Regions from separate parts of the Homo sapiens genome. Here region 2 is linked to region 1. A link is a loop called in an ENCODE intact Hi-C map of the cell type or tissue named here. Cell type or tissue: GM12878. All regions are shown on one strand. Each heading gives the region's core, and the rest is flanking DNA. Links, peaks and the distances in the headings are about the cores only.

Evidence for each region. Peaks named below come from ENCODE experiments on the same cell type or tissue, not always from the same donor. Only the 100,000 strongest peaks of a DNase experiment are listed, where the experiment ranks them.
Region 2: it touches region 1 in a loop (3-fold over the local background); 4 of 110 quality-filtered maps call a loop at or near these places.

Annotation. Positions count from the first base shown.
Region 1 is chr1:21,862,142-21,872,579 of GRCh38, forward strand. HSPG2 (heparan sulfate proteoglycan 2) reads right to left here. Exons shown (of 97, transcript NM_005529.7): 33 at 10,045-10,236; 34 at 3,576-3,668; 35 at 3,144-3,224; 36 at 2,702-2,932; 37 at 1,959-2,072. Among named protein-coding and RNA genes, the nearest start is that of LDLRAD2, 55 kb to the left of the region's middle. RefSeq lists enhancers at 2,419-3,224, 3,225-4,030, 3,927-3,986, 4,017-4,086. In GM12878, for the core only: a CTCF peak has its summit at 4,025; a DNase peak (open chromatin) is centred at 4,160; H3K27ac peaks cover 1,681 bases.
Region 2 is chr1:21,787,269-21,797,500 of GRCh38, forward strand. No RefSeq gene overlaps it. Among named protein-coding and RNA genes, the nearest start is that of USP48, 9.2 kb to the left of the region's middle. In GM12878, for the core only: no CTCF peak of the experiment used is centred there; a DNase peak (open chromatin) is centred at 4,513; H3K4me3 peaks cover 373 bases; H3K27ac peaks cover 1,340 bases.

The DNA of each region.
Region 1 (10,438 bases), core at 1-8,000:
CAGCCATTAGGCCAAATTTACCAGAAGCCTTTCAGGGTTGCAATCCCTTGATCTAGAAATTCCAAGTTTGTGAACTCATCTTAAAGAAAGAATCATGGAAGGGCACAAAGATTTCATTACAAGGACACTCATCTCCGTGGTGTTTATAAAAAGCAAAATGGGCTGGGCACAGTGACTCATGCCTGTAATCCCAGCACTCTGGGAGGCCGAGGCGGGTGGATCACCTGAGGTCAGGAGTTCAAGGCCAACTGGCTGACACGGTGAAACCCCATCTCTACTAACAAATACAAAAATTAGCTGGGTATGGTGGTGTGCGTCTGTAGTCCCAGCTACTCAGGAGGCTGAGGCAGGAGAGTTGCTTGAATCCAGGAGGTGGAGGTTGGAGTGAGCCGAGATTGCACCACTGCACTCCAGCCTGGGCAACAGAGCGAGACTCCATCTCAAAAAAAAAAAAAAGAAAAAAGCAAAAAAAGCTAGAAACAAACCTAAACATCCATGAATAGGGAATTGGATAAATTAAAAAGTACATCCATCCAAATAGCTGTCAAAAAGGGTGATGCTAATTCTATTTTCTCCCTAAGTACCTGTGATAGCAAAGGAAAGGTATACACTCAGGTATTTGGGGGCAGAGCATTAAAAATGTGTATTGTCAGCCGGGCACAGTGGCTCACGCCTGTAATCTCAGGACGTGGGTGGATCACCTGAGATCAGGAGTTAGAGACCAGCCTGCCAACATGGTGAAATCCCATCTCTACTAAAAATACAAAAATTCGCCAGGCATGGTGGCAGGTGCCTGTAATCCCAGCTACTCCAGAGGCTGAGGCAGGAGAATGGCGTGAACCCAGGAGGCGGAGCTTGCAGTGAGCCGAGATTGTGCCATTGCACTCCAGCCTGGGTGACAAAAGCGAGACTCCATCTCAAAAAAAAAAAAAAAAAAAAAAAAAAAAGAGGCTGGGTGTGGTGGCTCACACCTGTAATCCCAGCACTTTGGGAGGCCAAGGCGGGTGGATCACAAGGTCAGGAGATCGAGACCATCCTGGCTGACACAGGTGAAACCCCGCCTCTACTAAAAACACAAAAAATTAGCCGGGTGTGGTAGCGGGCGCCTGTAGTCCCAGCTACTCGGGAGGCTGAGGCAGGAGAATGGCGTGAACCCAGGAGGTGGAGCTTGCAGTGAGCCCAGATGGCGCCACTGCACTCCAGCCTGGGTGACGGAGCGAGACTGTCTTGAAAAAAAAAAGAAAAAGAAAAGAAAAAGAAAATACGTGCATCCTCATAAAAACATGTGGGTTACAGATTCTCCTCCAAAGAGATTCACGTTTGTGGTATCAACAATAGGGTGTTCCTTGCTCCAAGTTTAGGTTATGGCTGTCAACCACCTGCCCCTTCACTGCGTACCCTGGGGGGCTATATACATGCTACTCTGAAAAGTCAAGGTATAAAAAATATATGTAATGAGGCCAGGCACAGTGGCTCATGTCTGTAGTCCCAGCTACTCGGGAGGCTGAGGCATGAGATTCACTTGAACCCAGGAGGCAGAACGAGACTGAGACCCTGTCTCAAAAAAAAAAAAAAAGTAAAAAGGCCAGGTGTGGTGGCTCACGCCTGTAATCCCAGCACTCTGGGAGGCCGAGGCGGGTGGGTTGCTTGAGCTCAGGAGTTTAAGACCTTCTGAGCAACAAAGTGAGACCCCATCTGTATTAGATAAAAAAAATTTTTTTAAGAAAAAGAAAAAAATAGTAAAGAACCAAAGTTTTCTTTACACAGAAGGATGTTATTCCATAGCTCTGGCCACCCCACCATCCCCGGTGACCTGGCCTGCTGACCCAGGTGCTTTGAACCACAGGCCATGCCCCATGATCCTGATCCCCTGGATTGATGCCTGCCTTGTCCAGCCCTGGTCCCCCACCCAGGCCCAGCTGAGCTGACCCCCTGTCCTGGCCTCGCTTGCAGCTCACCGAGCAGGCCCCAGTCTCTGGGTGGCACAGGTCTGAGTGGCCATTGCATTCACATAGCTCGCAGTGGCCGAGGTAGAGCCCACTCCCGGTGCGCGTGTAGCCGGGGGCACAGTCCTAGGGGCAGAGAGGAAGGTTGGCCTCTGTTCCCAACGTGCCCCACCCACAGCCAGCAGACCCAGAACCCCTCCCTCCAGTGTCCTCCCAGGGGTGACCCTGGAACATCACAGGCCGGCGCCCCTCCTTCCCCACTTCTGCTCAGTCTGTCCTCCCACCCACGGCCCTCTCCCAGTCCACACTGTTCACCTCTGGGAGGCATCTCTATGCTGTGCTTTGGGCCGGAGTAATCTGTGTTTCTGAATTGGCTCCCTGTCTCTGGTGGGCCCCCTCAAGGGCATGAACTGGGTTTTAACCCCCGGAGAGTGTGGCCCAAACGTGAGGCTGCACTGCCCAGTGGTTAGGACATGCTAGGCTTTGGAGTCAATCAGACCCAGGTTCAAATTAGTTTCTGCCACACATTAGCCGTGTGCCCTTGGGACACACTCACCCCTCAGCACCTCTATTTTTTTACCTGTTAAAGGGGATAATGATATGTAACTCAGGGCTGTCGGGAGGAATACATGCAGGGCCCAGATGCAGGGGTCATTATAGTTATGATGGTAATCAAGGCTGCGGCGACGCCGGCTGATTTGCTTGCTGATGCCTCTGTGCCTGTGCAGAGGTGGTGGAGCTGGCCACACACTCACCTGGCAGGACAGACCGATGTAGCCTGGCGGGCAGCGGCACTCCTCCACCTCGAGGGCGCGGGGTCTGTTTGAGGGCCCCGGCTGGGCGACCTCCAGGCTGACTGCGCTGATGCTGGCCGCCAGCGGCACGGAGGAGAACGTGGCCCGGATCAGGAGCTCATCCAGGTCGGCCAGTGCCATCAGGAGGTGCTCGCGTGTGGCCGGCTGCCCATCGGGCCGGCGCCAGAATTCCTGGGTTGGGGGTGGCAACGTGGGCGGGGGCAGTGGGCTTTGTGGGCTGCTCCTACAGTTACCACCCCCCAAATCCTGCCTTACAGGCACTGACTGAGGGCTGCCAGGTGAAGGTTGGGGAGCGAGAGACAGGGTGGGTATCAAAGCCAGGCTCTGAGTCAGGGTGGAGGGTGGGGTGGGGTTAGACACAGCATGGCCAGGTGCCCCTTACCTCTCGGAACATGATCTCGTAGCTCCTCCTCTCAGGGCCCTGCAGCGCTGGCTGGGAGGCCACTAGCATGATGTTGTTGCCCTGGAAAGACACCAGCAGGATTGGAAGGGGAGCCGAGGGGTCCCTGGGGTGCCAGGGTGTCCTCCACCAGTCCTAGATTCTCTGTAACCCCCAGCCTCCCACCTCTCTGCTCTCCCAAGCTCATGCGCCCAAAGGAGTCAGGCACATGCCCACTGCCCCCTTCTCCCAGCAGCAGGATCCTCTGCTTGGGTAGTGTCCAACCAGGCAGGGATGTGGGGGCATGGGCCTAACTCCCCCAGCCTGTGCCAGAAAACTGAGTGCTGGATGGAAAGGACAAAGGACAAATGCCGAGGGTGCCCCTGGCTTCCATCCTGCCCTTCTGCCCACCCAGCATGGTGTCCAAATGCTCACCGTGATCTGCACATCGGGGTCAGAGAGTGGGCTGCCCTGTGGGCCTGCTGTGTAGGAGAGGGTGTATCGCAACTTCCCACCGTAGGCCGCCACCTGCAAAGAGGCAAGCCCAGAGGTCACAGGCTGACCTTGGGGTGTGAGTGTTGGACCATATAGGTGAGGGATGGAGCATCTGGCGGCCTTTTTGCACCTGTGCCACACTCCCCCACCCCCCTCCCTGCCCAAACCAAGAGGCCAGGGTGCATGGTTGCCTGGGAAACAGGACATTTCTCAGTTCCTCTGTAGCCCCAGACATGGTGGTGATGATGCTGAGCAGCCTCTTTGCTCTGCAAGGTTCTCTATTCCCCATTGCCTGACGGTGCCGGCGAACAAACTCCAGGTCTGCTTTCATTTACAGGAATTTCCCATAAGGCAGACAAGTGTAATGACAATGACCACCATGGGGAGGCTGCGGAAGCTTCAAAAGTTCTCAGCCATGGGGGTGGGGCTGACGGCAGCCCCTCGGAGGCCTTGCCTCCTAGGCAGGTGGTTTTTGTTTGCCCAGTATCCAGTTCCTGCTTTCTAGAAACTAAACCGTGGTTTTCTATAAAGAACAACTGTCTCCGCACATGCAGACCATGTGGTCTGAGGGCCCTGATCCCCTCCTCCTCTATAGTGGAGACATGAGCCAGGCCTGGCCAATCTGCATAACCTACCACTGCCCTTTGCCACCCCATCAGGGATAGACAAGTAACCCGTGCACTTATGCTCTTTCTACCAGGCCAGAGAAAGTCCCTTCTGCAGTCAGATGAGAAGCTGGAGAACCAAGATAAAGCCCTAATGAGCCCCTGGATAAGGCCATGCCTGACACCATACATGCTTAGACTCTGCAGTTGCATGAGCCGATAGATTCTTTGTTGCAGACAAGCCCACTGGACTTGGGCACTGTGTTGCTCATGACTGGGGAGTCCTTACTTCTGCTGCAGAGGACCTTCACGTGGACAGCTGAGGCTCCCCAGCTCTGTCCCACAGGACTTTGCTTTCTCTCCTCTGCCACCAGGGCAGACATTCATCTCAATACCAAACTGCATCAAGCCTACCTCTTTGTTCATTTGTGTGTTCACTCAGCTAACCAGCATTTATCAAACACCTGCTGATTACACACACGGCCCTGGGCTACATGGCTACAGGGATATTCTCCATGAGCTCAAGGCATGGTAAGGAATTTTGGAGTGGAACCAAATAACCATAAAATAACTGGTTTCCTGCTTGCTTTGAATGCCAGAAAGTTCACAGCCATTTCTGGGACTGACTTTCTGGCAAGTTGCAGGTGTGTACAGCACAGTGATTTTTAAAAATTTTTTATTTTTTTTTTCACCTTTTTTTTTTAAATAGAGATGGGGTCGCCCTATGTTGCTCAGGCACTTTTTTTTTTTTTTAAATAGAGATGGGGTCTCCCTATGTTGCTCAGGCTGGTCTCAAACTCCTGGACTCAAGCGATTGTCCTGCCTCAGCCTCCCAAAATGCTGGGATTACAGGAATGAGCCACCATGCCCGGCCGATTTATTTTTTTAGAGACAGCATTTCGCTATGTTGCTTAAGCTGGTCTCAACTCCTGGCCTGAAGCGATTTTTCAGCCTCAGTCTCCCAAAGTGCTGGGATTATAGGTGTGAGCCATTGTACCCAGATCCAGCATAGTGATTAAAACGGCAGACTCCACAGTCTGAATGACCTGGGTTCAAACTCTAGCTCTACTGGCTATACAGCCTTGGACAAGTCGCTTCACCTCTCTGAGCCCTACTTTCCTCACATGGAAATGGAAGTAAAAGTAATACCCACTTTGAAGGGTATCATGAGGATTAAGTAATATAGGACACAAATGGTGATGTACTCCACACAGTTTGAGAATGCATATCACGCTTGATAACCCTGCAGTACTCCAGCTCCACCCTCGGCTCCAGCAGATTGCTTCTTATCCTCACCCCTCAACCTCCCTGTCTCACTTCTCTGAATGTACCTTGTGACTGCCTATTCTTTTTTTTGTTTGTTTTTTGAGATGGAGTTTCACTCTTGTTGCCCAGCTGGAGTACAGTGCTGCAATCTCAGCTCACTGTAATCTCTGCCTCCCGGGTTCAAGTGATTCTCCCCCTTCAGCCTCCCAAGCAGTAGGATTACAGGTGCCTGCCAACACACCCGGCTAGTTTTTGTATTTTTAGTAGAGACAGGGTTTCCCCATGTTGGCCAGGCTGGTCTCAAACTCCTGTCCTCAGGTGTTCTGCCTGCCCCAGTCTCCCAAAGTGCTGCGATTATAGGCATGAGCCACCGCACCCAGCCAGGAAGCTGAATTTTTTTTTTTTCTTTGAGATGGAGTCTTGCTCTGTTGCCCAGGCTGGAGTGAAGTGGCATGATCTAGGCTCACTGCAACCTCCGCCTCCCAGGTTCAAGCAATTCTACAGCCTCAGTCTCCTAAGTAGCTGAGATTACAGGCACCCGCCACCACGCCCAGCTAATTTTTGTTATTTTAGTAGAGACAGGGTTTCACCATGTTGGCCAGGCTGGTCTCGAACTCCTGACCTCAGGTGTTCGCCTGCCCCAGTCTCCCAAAGTGTTGGGATTACAGGTGTGAGCCACCACGCCCAGCCTGCTATGTGTATTCTTAAGAGGTACTTGAAATTGTTGGAACAAAATAGAGGCAATATGAATACTCATCTAAGGCCAATGCCAGCACTCATGATGATAATAATAATGATACTGATGGTGACAGGAATGATAATGGGATGGACAGGGAGCTCTGGGAGGCCAGGGCCCACTCGGCCTGTACACGACGCAGCACACAGTAAATAATTAATGCTTCTTGAATGACTGAGTGAAGTACCAAAAACTAGGCCAGCATCTAGACACAAGGTCAAGGAAGCCCAGAGAAAAGGCACTAGAGAAACCCTCCCAGGCGAGACAGCTCCTCTGACAGGGGTCAGGGGCCAGGGGTCAGGGGTCAGGGCCCGCTGAAGGACAGGGGCAGAGCTGAGTTCAGTCTCAGCTGTGCTCTGACCTGAACATGAGACCCCAGGCAAGTCTCTACCCACCGTGAGCCTCGGTCTCCCCATTTGTGTCATAAAGGGCCTTGACAAAGGGCCCTCTGATATTTTGGGATTCTATGACACCCCTATAATCCCCCCAAATCCTTGTTACCTTGTCCCCCAGGAAGGCCCGGGGCAGCTGCCAGTAATAGAGGCTTCCAGGAAGCAGAGAGAAGCCTTCGTAGGAGAGAGAGAACTAGGAGGGAAGGGCAGGTGGTAAGAGCCGAGGGGAGCAGGGGTGGGGGTGGGAGGGCGGAGGTGGTTCCGGCAGGGGTGGACCGTCATGGGAGGGAGGCCTGGTGGCAGGGCAGAGAGACAGAGCCCCCCACTCCCACCCGACAGTGCGGGTCCTGGCCTTGCTCTTTGGACGACTTTCTTCCCAATCCCGGCCCAGGTCCCCAGCTGCTCTCTCTGGGCGTGGCCTGGGTCGGCTTCTCCTCCCATCTGGTGGGTCTCTTTTGTGGACCAACGTTTACACAGCACATCAGTAAACAATTTCAATGGGATGGCTCCTTTCATATGTATTTGAAAGAGAGTAACCAGCCTGAGTTGGTACATGATTGATTTAAGAGAAAATTGGAAAGAAATAATAGTCCAAGTAGTTCACAGAAATTGGTGAAGTTGGTTCAGAAATGACTGAAGTCTAGAAAGCATGGTGGGTGGGGATCCCTTGATGGGCACCTTGGCACATACCTGAGAGCCTGGTGAGAAAGACAGAGAAGCTGAGGAAGAGGAGGAGGAGGAGGAAGAAGAAGGAGGAGGTGCTGCTCGCAGAGCAGCTGCAGGCTGGGGATGAGGAGAGAGCCCCTGGGGAGGGGGTTGGGGTTGGGCAGCAAAGCTGGACAGGAGCTGCCAGATCTCAGCATCCATCCGTCTCTGAGCCTCGTCCACCTGGGGGACCAGGAGCCGAAGAGCGGCAGAAGGGAGCAGAGAGGGACAGAAAGGACGTCCGTGAGGCTTCACCTCCCCACGGGCCCAGCCAGCCACCCGCTCTGCACTGTCTGCTCACAAGTGCTGATACCTGGCACTCTGGCCCTTGTACCCACTGCCCTCTTGTTCCTCCTGAGCTAGGCGGGGATATCCCGGGATGGGTTTGGCTGCCTATGGGCCGTGACTGATGGGAGAAGCCCTACAAAGGGTGCCCAGCAAGGGAGGGGCAGAAGTGCTGGAGGCAGCCCCAGGGGCATCTGGACGGGGTTGTTGCTCCTCGGCCTGACTCTCTTTGTGTGCCCTGGCAACAGCCCAAGCCATTCATGGTTCTGGAATGTTTCCCAGGGGAGACACCAGAGCAGACCAGGCATCAGGCTGGGGCCTGGCCTGGCATAGGGGAAATGGCCCAGGAAAGCTGGAGTCTTCGCTCAGGTGCCTGCCTGGACTCAGCTCTCTGGTCTCCTCGCTGTGGCCCTAGGTACAACCTGTCCTAGCCAGGTCCTCAGTTACCTGTGATGCCCGCTGTGCCCAGTCCCTGCCCTCTGGGGGCTCTGGGATCCTCCCAGCTGTCACGGCTGCCCGCAACTGCTCCTCTGAGAGGGATGTGCGGTTCTGATGAAATGGAGGGAGCAGGCGAGCTAAGACCTCCCAAAGTCCTGGAGCTAGAGCCATGGGCAGGGTCCTCTACCCACGGACATGGTAGTCAGAAAGGCCCACACTAATTAGGAAGAAAGATGCATGCCCCCCCTCTCCAGGCTGGCACCCAAGGGTTAACTCCAGGCCGCCCACATGCACACAGAGGGTTCATGGTGGTTGCTTGAGAGGCAAGGCCAGGGGAACCCGGGGGGCTAGATACAGTCATGTGGATTAGCATCGGGTTAGTCTCCTTGCTACCTCAGTTGCCATTCTGACTTCAGACAGTTGGCACCAGGACCAGACCACACAGCAGGTGAGGCAAGGTGAGGCACATACCCTCCTGGCTCCAACCCTGGGGTCATGGGACACCGCCTGGATTCATGCAGACCCCCAATGCCTTGGGCACTGCGCATCTCCCCACGCAGGGCTGGGAGCACCCGAGAAGGCACCACGCCCCACCACACCAACTTCACACCACGCACGTCCTGGGCCTACCTGGTGAGCCCGGCGCATCCGCGCAAAGTACGCCTCCCCCTGTGGGGCGCAGGGAAATGCCAGGACAGGAGACAGAGATAGGTCTGAGAATTGCAGGACAGGGCAGCAGGGAGGCCAGGAGATAGCGAACCCCAGAAGGGAGAGGGGAGAAGGGACCAGAAGGCAGCCAGCCCCGGGAGAAGCCTGGAGTACCTGGCTGTGTCCAACGAACAGGGATAGGGCAACCCCAACCCCAGAGCGTGGGTGCCACCGGATGCCCGTGCTGCTCAAGAACACATTTGGGCAGGTTGTCCCAGAGCCCACCCCTGAGCCCCTGCCCCCCACAACACCATCACACCATCGCCACCACCATCATCACCACCTTTCCACCAGACCCTGTTCTGGAGTAGCAAAGACAGGTTCACCTCTGACTGGCAGAGTATTTGTTTTTTTTTTTTTTTTTTTGAGACAGGGTCTTACTCTGTCACCCAGGCTGGAGTGCAATGGTGCAATTATGGCTCACTGCAACCTCCCCATCCTGGGTACCAGCGATCCTCCCACCTCAGCCTCCCTAAATAGCTGGGACTACAGGCATGCACCAACACGCCCAGCTAATTTTTTGTACTTTTTGTAGAGACGGGGTTTCGTCACATTGCCCAGGCTGGTCTCAAACTCCTGAGCTCAAGTGGTCCTCCCGCCTCAGCCTTCCAAAGTGCTGGAATTACAGGTGTGGGCTCTGGCCTTTGGCAGAGCATTTGAAGGGCAGCCTCTGACCTGGGTTTGGATCCCGGCATTCCCACCTCCCAGCTGCGGGGCTTTGGGTAAGTTACCAAGCCCCTCTTGCCTTATTTATGAAATGGGGCAGTAGCAGGACCTGTCTCACACAGTTGTGATTTGTGATTTGTAAAGGATGCTGCCTAGCACATAGTGAGAGCTCAACACACATGACCTATCATGAGAATTACTGTGTCCAACACAAGCACAGAGCCAGCAGTGTGGATGAGTGAAGTCGGAGCGGGCACGTGAATGACACTGAAACTGTGTCTCACTTGTCTTTATATTTCCCGGCCTCTCCCAGATCTGTTTGTAGAATAACTGCATGAAAGCTAAAAGTCATGAACAGCTGAGCACTTATTATGTGCCAGGCACGATCTCCAATCCCCTCAGCCACCATGAAGTTGAGGTTTATCAAATGGTGTCTGGCTGGCAAGCGGCAGAGCTGGGGTTCAGACCAATGTCTATGGGACTGCAAAAGCCACGTGCCTAACCACGATATGGCCATGCAGGTGGCAGGTGCCTGCCTGCTGAGAGACGGCGCAGAGGTGAACTCATGTCTGAGTCACGGCTGACCCTGGTGCTTGGCTGGGGCCCACCTTGTCTCCCTGGTATGTCTCCGGCAGCTGCCAGTAGAAGGACTCATGGCCGAGTTGGGCAAAGTTGCCAAAAGAGAGCTGGGCACCCTCGGGCACGGGTTCCACAGTGAATTCTCCTGTCAGGCGGCTGTTTCGCTGTGGGTTCACCAGGGCAAAGCCTTGGAAGTCCCCAGGGGCAAAGTGGGTGGAGATCTGGCAGGGGAAAAAGGAGGGGGCGTCAGCCTGAGCACCGGGGTGCCTTGGTGGGGGATGGGGCACGGGAGGGTGTTAAGGTGCGGAATGGGGTCCTGTTGAGATCAGGACTGCGAGAGAAATAATGGGGGCATGTGAGGGTACTGAGGCGGGGATGAGGGTCGCTGGGCTCAGTGCTCAGATGGACAGTAACAGGCAGCAG
Region 2 (10,232 bases), core at 1,038-9,037, 74 kb before region 1:
GGTGGCTCACACCTGTAATCCCAGCACTTTGGGAGGCCGAGGCAGGCAGATCATGAGGTCAAGAGATCAAGACCATCCTGGCCAACATGGTGAAACCCCGTCTCTACAAAAAATACAAAAAATTAGCTGGGCATGGTGGCACACGCCTGTAGTCCTAGCTACTCAGGAGGCTGAGGCAGGAGAATCGCTTGAACCTGGGAGGCAGCGGTTGCAGGGAGCCAAGATTGTGCCACTGCACTCCAGCCTGGCGACAGAGCGAGACTTCATCTAAAAAAAAAACAACAAAAAACAAATAGCACTTGAACATAAATTTAACATCCTCAGCAAGGCCATTTTTACTTTCTGCAGAAAGGGTACACTCGCCAGCAGTTTTGCCAGTAGAGTACACTGAACAAACAGGACAGGGTCATTTATAACCTGAAGCGTCCACCCTACTGCTGTGTCTGACTTCCATTGGCTGGAACAGGACCTCACATTCTATATTTGTCCTGATTGGCTAGCAACTTAGAACTTTTTAAAAGAGGCAAAGGCTGGCTGGGTGCAGTGGCTCACACCTGTAATCCCAGCACTTTGGGAGGCTGAGGGGGGCGGATCACCTGAGGTCAGGAGTTCGAGACCAGCCTGACCAACATGGAGAAACCCTGCCTCTACTAAAAATGCAAAAAAAAATTAGCCGGGCGTGGTGGCGCATGTCTGTAATCCCAGCTATCGGGAGGCTGAGGCAGGAGAATCGCTTGAACCTGGGAGGTGGAGGTTGCGGTGAGCCAAGATCATGCATTGCACTCCAGCTTGGGCAACAAGAGTGAAATTCTGTCTCAAAAAAAAGGAAAAAAAAAAGCAGAGGCAGAGGCGAACAAGGGAAGTAACCTGTGGAATGCTGAGAAAGGTAAAAACACCTTTAAATAAGGAAGAGGAACAGGCTATGACTCATGCTTGCTTGGACCAGTGTAAGCATGCCAGGGCAAATATTTAGGCTAAATTGTGGGAGCTAAGAACATAAAGTACATTGATTTCTTTATTACGGCTAGCAGATATTTAAGAATGTTAGCACAGGTCTTTGAATACATTTTGAGACGGAGTTTCACTCTTGTTGCCCAGGCTGGATGGCGCAATCTCCGCTCACCACAACCTCTGCCTCCCGGGTTCAGGCGATTCTCCTGCCTTAGCCACCCGAGTAGCTGGGATTACAGGCATGTGCCACCATGCCCGGCCAATTTTGTATTTTTTTAGTAGAGACGGGATTTCTCCACATTGGTCAGGCTGGTCTTGCACTCCTGACCTCAGGTGATCCGCCCACCTCAGCCTCCCAAAGTGCTAGGATTACAGGCGTGAGCCACCACGCCTGGGCTGAGAAGTAACTATTTATTCCTAATTAGATGGGGAGGAAAGTCTCTTTGAAGAGGAATCTCTACTTTACTTTTTACAATCTCATCTCCTCCTGCTGTGTGTGGATGACTCCTAAATTCACATCTCCAGACCTGACCTAACTTCTAAAATACTAGATTTATATATCCTGCTGCTTGCTTGGCGTCTCCAGTGTGCAATAGATATCTCACATGTTACAGGGCCAAAGTGTATTCCTATTCCACCCCAACCTCCCCTCTCCTCACATATCCTTCCATCCAAAAGACAGAAATCTTTCCATCTTGGTAGGTGTCAACTTCATCCTACCAGAAATCTTGCAGGCCGACTTCTCTCTTTCCCTTACATCCCCATCCAGTCCCGCAAAACCTGTCAGCTTGCCTTCAAAATAGATGTAGAGGCCAGGCAGATTAAGTGCTCACAAGCCCAGCACTTTTGGTGGCTGAGGCACACCACCACGCCCGGCTAATTTTTGTATTTTTGTGGAGTGATCTACAGATCACTTGAGGTCAGGAGTTCAAGACCAGCCTGGCCAACACGGCGAAAACCCGCCTCCACTAAAAATACAAAGAAAAAAAAAAAATTAGCTGTATGTGGTGGCACATGCCTGTAGTCCCAGCTACTTGGGAGGCTGAGGCAGGAGAATAGCTTGAACCCAGGAGGCGAGGGTTGCAGTGAGCCGAGATTGCGCCACTGCACTCCAGCCTGGGAGACAGAGCAAGACTCTGTCTCAAACAAACAGGAAAACAAAATATATGTAGAGTGCCATCACTGTTCTGTTATCATTATCACTCTGGTCTCACCCGGATTACTGCAAAAGCTTCCCAAATGGTGTAAACCAAAAATAAAATTTAAAGGTGTCGGCCAGGCGCAGTGGCTCACACCTGTAATCCCAGCACTTTGGGAGGCTGAAGCGGGTGGATCACCTGAGGTCAGGAGTTCGAGACCAGCCATGGCTAACATCATGAAACCCCGTTTCTACTAAAAATACAAAAAAATTAGCCGGGCGTGGTGGCACATGCCTGTAATCCCAGCTACTCGGGAGGCTGACGCAGGAGAATGGCTTGAACCCAGGAGGCAGAGGTTACAGTGAGCCGAGATCATACCACTGCACTTCAGTTTGGGCAACAAGAGCGAAACTCCGTCTAAAAAAAAAAAAAAATTCACAAGTGTCCCAACCACCTAAATGGACTCCCTCCTTGGCCAAGGTACTCAAAAGTTAACCTCAAAGACTGGTTCAGGCCTTGACAGGAAGTGGGGTTCAGCCATGCCTCATTATGCCCTCCTTCCGTTTGGGGTTTGGGAAAAGTGACCAGCATTTAACATCAACACAGACCTTAAGTCTTGAAGAAACATTTACAATCTATTTTCTTTGAAGCCTGCTACCTGGAGGCCTCATCTGCATGAGAAAACTTTGATCTCCACAAGCTCTTATCATAACCCAGACTATCCTTTCTATTGATAATAACTCTTTCAACCAGTTGCCAATCAGAAACATTTAAAATTTACCTATAACCTGGAAGCACCCCCTGCACCCTCCCTCACTTCTAGATGTCCTGCCTTTCTGGACTGAACCGATGTATATCTTAAATGTATTTGATCGATGTCTCATGTCTCCCTAAAAATGTATGAAACCAAGCTGCACCCCGACCACCTTGGCTACATGTTCTCAGGAGCTCCTGAGGGTCGGTGTCACAGGCTGTGGTCACTCATATTTGGCTCAGAATAAACCTCTTCAAATATTTTACAGAGTTTGACTCTTTTCGTCAATACTGGTCTTCCTGTTTTCACCCTTGCCCCCTTACATAGTCTGCTCTGGGCATGTAAATCATGTCATTCCTGAAAAACCTCCAAAGATTTCCTATCATTTAGAATAAATGACAAAGGGCTGAGCACAGTGGCTCATGCCTGTAATCTCAGCCTTTTGGAAGGCTGAGGCTAGAGGATTGCTTGCTTGAGGACAAGAGTTTGAGACCTATCTGAGCAACATAGTGAGACCCTGTCTCTACCAAAAAAAAAAAAAAAAAAAATTGCCAGGTGTGGTGGTGTGTGCCTGTGGTCCCCAACTACTCTGAAGGCTGAGGTGGTACCACAGGCACACACTCCATCACTACAAAAAAAAGTTTATAAAAATTACCCAGGTGAGGCCAGGTGCGGTGGCTCACGCCTGTAATCCCAGCACTTTGGGAAGCTGAGGTGGGTGGATTGCCTGAGATCAGGAGTTCAAGACCAGCCTGGTCAACATGGTAAAACCCCGTCTCTACTAAAAATACAAAAATTAGCTGGGTGTGATGGCGGGCACCTGTAATCCCAGCTACTTGGGAGGCTGAGGCAGAAGAATTGCTTGAGCCCAGGAGGTGGAGGTTGCAATGAGCTGAGATAGCACCACTGCACTCCAGCCTGGGCAACAAGAGAGAGACTCCATCTCAAAAAAAAAAAAAAAAAAGAAGGCTGGGTGCGGTGGCTCACGCCTGTAATCCCAGCACTTTGGGAGGCCGAGGCGGGTGGCTCAACTGAGGTCAGGAGTTTGAGACCAGCCTTGCCAACGTGGGGAAACCCCGTCTCTACTAAAAATACAAAAATTAGCTGGGCGTGGTGGTGGGCACCTGTAATCCCAGCTACTCGGGAGGCTGAGGCAGGAGAATCTCTTGAACCTGGTAGGTGGAGTTTGCAGTGAGCCAAGATTGCACCATTCCACTCCAGCCTGGGCAACAGAGCGAAACTCTGTCTCAAAAAAAAGAAAAAAAAAAGAAAGAAAGAAAGGGTTCTTGGAGTGCATGCAAGCTCCAAGAAAGAATTTGGGGTGAGTCCGTAGAATAAAGTGAAAGCAAGTTTATTAGAGAAGTAAAGATACGAAGGAATGAATATTCCTTGGACAGAGCAACTGTGTACTTGGACAGAGCAGGGTATACTTGAGATAGTTACTTTTTGATTATATGCTAAACAAGGGGTGGATTATTCATGAGTTTTCCGAGAAAGGGATGGGCATTTCCCAGAACTGAGAGTTCCTCCCCTTTTTAGACCTTAGAGGGTAACTTTCAGATGTTGCCACGGCATTTGTAAACTATCGTGGCGTGGTGGGTGTGTCTTTTAGCATGTTAATATATTATAATTAGCATGTAATAAGCAGTGAGGACAAGCAGAGGTCACCTTCATCACCATCTTGGTTTCAGTGGGTTTTGGCCAGCTTCCTTACCACATCCTGTGTTTTATCAGCAGGTCTTTATGAACTGTGTCTTGTGATACCAGTCGTGCTGGCCTCCTATCTCATCCTGTGACTGAGAATGCCTAACGTCGGCCGGGCATGGTGGCTCATGCCTGTAATCCTAGCACTTTGGGAGGCTGAAGCAGGCGGATCACGAGGTCAGGAGATGGAGACCATCCTGGCTAACATGGTGAAACCCTATCTCTACTAAAAATACAAAAAAATTGACCAGGCGTGGTGGTGGGTGCCTGTAATCCTAGCTACTCGGGAGGCTTAGGCAGGAGAATGGCGTGAACCCAGGAGGCAGAGCTTGCAGTGAGCCGAGATTGTGCCGCTGCACTCCAGCCCAGCAGGTCCCATCCTCATTCTGTCTAGCCCCTATTCAAGATGGAGTCATTCTGGTCAGAACAACCTCTGACAACAGGAACAGGAAGAAGACCTAAGAAGAGGGTTCAGAAGGAACAACTGTTAGATATGAGGAGAATCACAAGAACTATCTCAGAACCTTAGAGAGGAAAGCTAAAAGAAGCTGGAAATGATCAGCAATGGTTTTTGTTTGTTTGTTTGTTTTTTGAGACAGAGTCTCGCTCTGTCGCCCAGGCTGGAGTTCAGTGGCATGATCTCGGCTCACTGCAACCTCCACCTCCCAGGTTCAAGCAGTTCTCCTGTCTCAGCCTCCTGAGTAGCTGGGACTACAGGTGCACACCACCATGCCCAGCTAATTTTTGTATTTTTAGTAGAGACAGGGTTTCACCATATTGGCCAGGCTGGTCTTGAACTACTGACCTCAGGTGATCCACCCACCTTGGCCTCCCAAAGTGCTAGGATTACAGGCATGAGCCACCACGCCCAGCCTGATCAGCAATGTGAAATCTCCACCTTCCTCCTCATTTCTTGGCTCCTTTCATGGTGAATTTTATTTATTTATTTATTTATTATTCTTACTATTACTTTTTTGAGACAGAGTCTTGCTCTGTCAGCCAGGCCGGAGTACAGTGGTGCGATCTTGGCTCACTGCAACCTCTGCCTCCTGGGTTCAAGCAATTCTCCTGCCTCAGCCTCCTTAGTAGCTGGAATTGCAGGCACGTGTCACCACACCTGGCTAATTTTTGTAATTTTAGTAGAGATGGGGTTTCACCATGTTCGCCAGGCTGGTCTGGAACCCCTTACCTCGTGACCCGCCCACCTCGGCCTCCCAAAGTGCTGGTATTACAGGTGTGAGCCACCACACCCGGCCTTTTTTTTTTTTTCTTTTTTGAGACAGGGTCTCAATCTCTCACCCAGGCTGGAGTGCAGTGGTATGTTCTCAACTTACTGCAACCTCGACCTCCCAGGTTCAAGGCCACCTCAGCCTCTCCAGTAGCTGAGACTACAGGCATTTGCCATCACATGTGGCTAATTTTTAAATTTTTTTGTACAGATAGGGTCTCACTATATTGCCCAGGCTGGTCTACCACTCTTGGGATCAAGTGACCTTCATGCTTTGGCTTCCCAAAGTACTGGGATTACAGGCATGAGCCACCACACCTAGCCAATTTGTTTTTTTAGACAGGGTCTTTGAATGTCACCCAGGCTGAGGCAGGAGGATTGCTTGAGCCTTGAAGTTTGAGACTCACTGCAGCCTCAACCTCTTCAGGCTCGGGTAATCCTCCCACCCCAGCCTCCTGACTAGCTGGGACTACAAGCATAAACCACCATGCCCAACTAATTTTTGTATTTTTTTTTTTTTTTTGTAGAGAGGAAGTTTTTTTGTTTTTGTTTTTGTTTTGTTTTTTTTTTTTTGAGACGGAGTCTCACTCTGTCGCCCAGGCTGGAGTGCAGCGGCGTGATCTCGGCTCACTGCAAGCTCTGCCTCCTGGGTTCACGCCATTCTCCTGCCTCAGTCTCCCGAGTAGCTAGGACTACAGAAGCCTGCCACCATGCCTGGCTAATTTTCTGTATTTTTAGTAGAGATGGGGTTTCTCCGTGTTAGCCAGGATGGTCTCAATCTCCTGATCTCGTGATCCACCCGCCTCGGCCTCCCAAAGTGCTGGGATTACAGGTGTGAGCCACCATGGCTGACGAAAGGAAGTTTCTTCATGTTTCCCAGATTGGTCCTGAAGTCCTGGGCTCAAGCAAACCAGCCAATTTTTATTTTTCTAGTTAACTACTTTTTAAAAAGTCCAAAGAAACAAGTAAAATTAATTTAATAATATCTTTACATTAGCTGGACGTGGTGGCACGTGCCTGCAGTCCCAGCTACTCGGGAGGCTGAGGCAAAAGAATCGCTTGAACCTGGGTGGCAGAGGTTGTAGTGAGCTGAAATTGTGCCACTGCACTCCACCCTGGGTGACAGAGTGAGACTCCGTCTCGAAAAATAAAAATAAGAAAAAATAATATCTTTAACTTGGCTGGGCGTGGTGGCTCGTGCCTGTAATCCTAGCACTTTGGGAGGCCAAGGCAGGTAGATTGCTTGAGCCCAGGATTTCGGACCAGCATAGTGAAATGTTCAAGGCAACATGGCTAAACCCTGTCTCTCTACAAGAAATACAAAAGTTACCTGGTTGTGGTGGCATGCACCTGTAGTCCCAGCTACTCGTGAGGCTGAGGTAGGAGGATCACTTGAGCCTGGGAGGCAAAGGTTGCAGCGAGCTAAGATCATACCACTGCACTCCGGCCTGGGTGACAGAGTGAGACCTTGTCTCAAAAAAAAAAAAAAATCTTTAGTATATTTAGAACATTTACATTTCCACATGTAATCAATATTTTTCAGTATTATGAAAAGACTAATGAGATATTCTACATTATTTTTTCCACACTAAGTTTTGGAACTCTCGTGTGTATTTTGCACTTACAGCTCATCTCAGTTCACAGGAGCCACATTTCAAGTGCTCAATAGCCACGTATGGCAAGTGGCTACCCTAGTAGATGGCACAGATCTACACCCTTTTGGCTTCCTCATCTGCTATGTACTCATCAACCAACTCTAGTCTGGCCTATGACCTTGTCACTCTTCTACAGCTCCTTTATCAAGGTTACCATGACTTCCATGTTACCAAATTCAGTGGTCTTCTTTCAGGCCTCAGCTCTCTGCAGTCACCAGCACAGATAACCACTCCTGCCACCTCAAACTGTCCCTCTTGATTCTCCACCTCCTTCAGTGGCTGCTCCTTCTGACACAGGATTTTTCTCAGCCACTTTTGCTGGTCAGAGACCTCTGGCTGGCGATGTCCCTACCTGGGCTTTGCTTGGCCCCGGGCCTGCTGCAGGAGGCGTCCCATCCATTCGGCCCACTGGACCATACCTGGCTTGTGCTTGGGTTTGTGCACAGGACTAACCCCAGCCCAACTGTGTTATAGCTCGTACCTGTGTTTGGTGGTTTTCAAGCTCTTGTCCCACATCCAAGAAGAATGAGGATACACTGATAAGCGAAGGATGAGGAGGGAGGAGAATAATTTTACTGAGTGATGAAACAGCTCTCAGTGGAGAGGGGACAAGAGGGTGGTCAACCACCAGGAGTGGGGTGGTTTCTCCCCGAGCATGGCTGAGTCCAGGGCTTTTATGGGCTCAGAATAGGGGAGTGCATGCTGATTGGTTTGTGAGTATGTAAAAAAAGGTTAAAACAAAGGCATCGGTCAGTCAGGTGTGATGGCTTACACCTGTAATCTCAGCACTTTGGGAGGCCGAGGTGGGCAGATCACAAATTCAGGAGTTTGAGACCAGCCTGACCAACATGGTGAAACCCTGTCTCTACTAAAGATACAAAAATTAGCCAGGCATGGTGGCACGCCCCTGTAATCCCAGCTACTCGGGAGTCTGAGGCAGGAGAATAGCTTGAACCCAGGAGGTGGAGGGTGCAGTGAGCCAAGATCACGCCACTGCACTCCAGCCTGGGTGACAGATCGAGACTCTGTCTGGAAAAAAAAAAAAAAAAAAAAGACCCCAGTCAAAAGTGGGCATTACAGGGTAAAAAACAAATTAGGGAAGGGTAGGTATATGTGAAATAGGTGAAGGGTACGGATCAATCAGAGGAAACCATGCCAAACAGTAAGACAGGTTCTCAATCCAGTCTGTGGATGTGACTTATAGCTTGACTTTCAGCCTTTAAACTGTCTTTGACTTGGAGTTGGGGTTTCAATGGGAACCCACCCCTATCTGCCTAGGCTTTCATCTGCCTCCTGCCTCTATCACTCTCAACCTTCTTTGGTGCTTCCTCCTATACTGGTTTTCCAAATGCTGGAGTTTTTCTAGCCTTTGTCCTGGGCCCTCTTTTATATCAGTCAATTTTTATTTTATATATGTATTTATTTATGTTTGAGATGGAGTCTTACTCTGTCATCCAGGATGGATTGCAATGGTGCAATCTCGGCTCACTGCAACCTCCACCTCCCAGGTTCAAGTGATCCTCCTGCCTCAGCCTCTCGAGTAGCTGGGATTGCAGGTGCCCACCACCATGCCCAGCTAATTTTGTATTTTTAGTAGAGACGGGGTTTTACCATGTTGGCCAGGCTGGTCTGGAACTCCTGACCTCAGGTGATCCACCTGCCTCGGCCTCCCAAAGTGCTGGGATTATAGGCGTGAGCCACCGCACCTGGCTTATATCAGTCCATTTTTTAAAAGAGGCCAGGTGTGGTGGCTCACACCTGTAATCCCAGCACTTTGGGAGGCCGAGGCGGGCGGATCACCTGAAGTCAGGAGTTCGAGACCAGCCTGGCCAACATGGTAAAACCCCGTCTCTACTAAAAATACAAAATTAGCCGGACATGGTGGTGCATGCCTGTAATCCCAGCTACTCAGGAGGCTGAGGCAGGAGAATCGCTTGAACCCAGGACGTGGAGGTTGCAGGGAGCCGAGATTGTACCATTGCCCTCCAGCCTGAGCAACAAGAGCGAAACTCCGTCTCAAAAAATAAATAAATAAATATATAATTAAATAAAGTATGCGATAGTGTCTCGATGTGTCTAATCACTGAGATCATATCAAGAATCTCATAGGCCGGGCGCGGTGGTTCATACCTGCAGCCTTAGCACTTTAGGAGACTGAGGTGGGCACATCGCTTGAGCCCTAGAGTTTGCGACCAACCTGGGCAACATGCCGAAACCTCATCTCTACAACATAAAAAATAAAAAAAATTAGCAGGGTGCGATGGTGTGTGCCTGTAGTCTCAGCCACTCAGGAGGGACACAAGGTCTGTGTCTGGTACTCTAATGGATTGTTACTGATCGATTGAGCCCAGGAGGTCGAGGCTGCAGTGAGCTGTGATGGGACCACTACACTCCAGCCTGGGTAACAGAGTGAGACCCTGTCTCAAAAAAACCCAAAACGTAGTCCTATAAATACCCATGGCACATAATCTTGCCACCCCAGGAAGAGATATAACTCCCTCCAGTGCATCTTTTTTATAATTGTCCATGTACCTGTTCAGGTCACTGTGCTCAGTGTCTATGACCATTTGTGATATCCTCTCTCAAGTCTGTCTCTTTTCTCTTCTTCCTTTCTTTTTTTCTTTTATTGAGATGGAGTCTCACTCTGTCGCCCAGACTGGAATGCAGTGGCATGATCTCTGCTCACTGCAACTTCCACCTCCTGGGTTCAAGAGATTCTCCTGCCTCAGCCTCCTGAGTGGTTGGGACTACAGGCACGTGCCACCAAGCCCAGCTAATTTTTGTATTTTTAGTAGAGACAG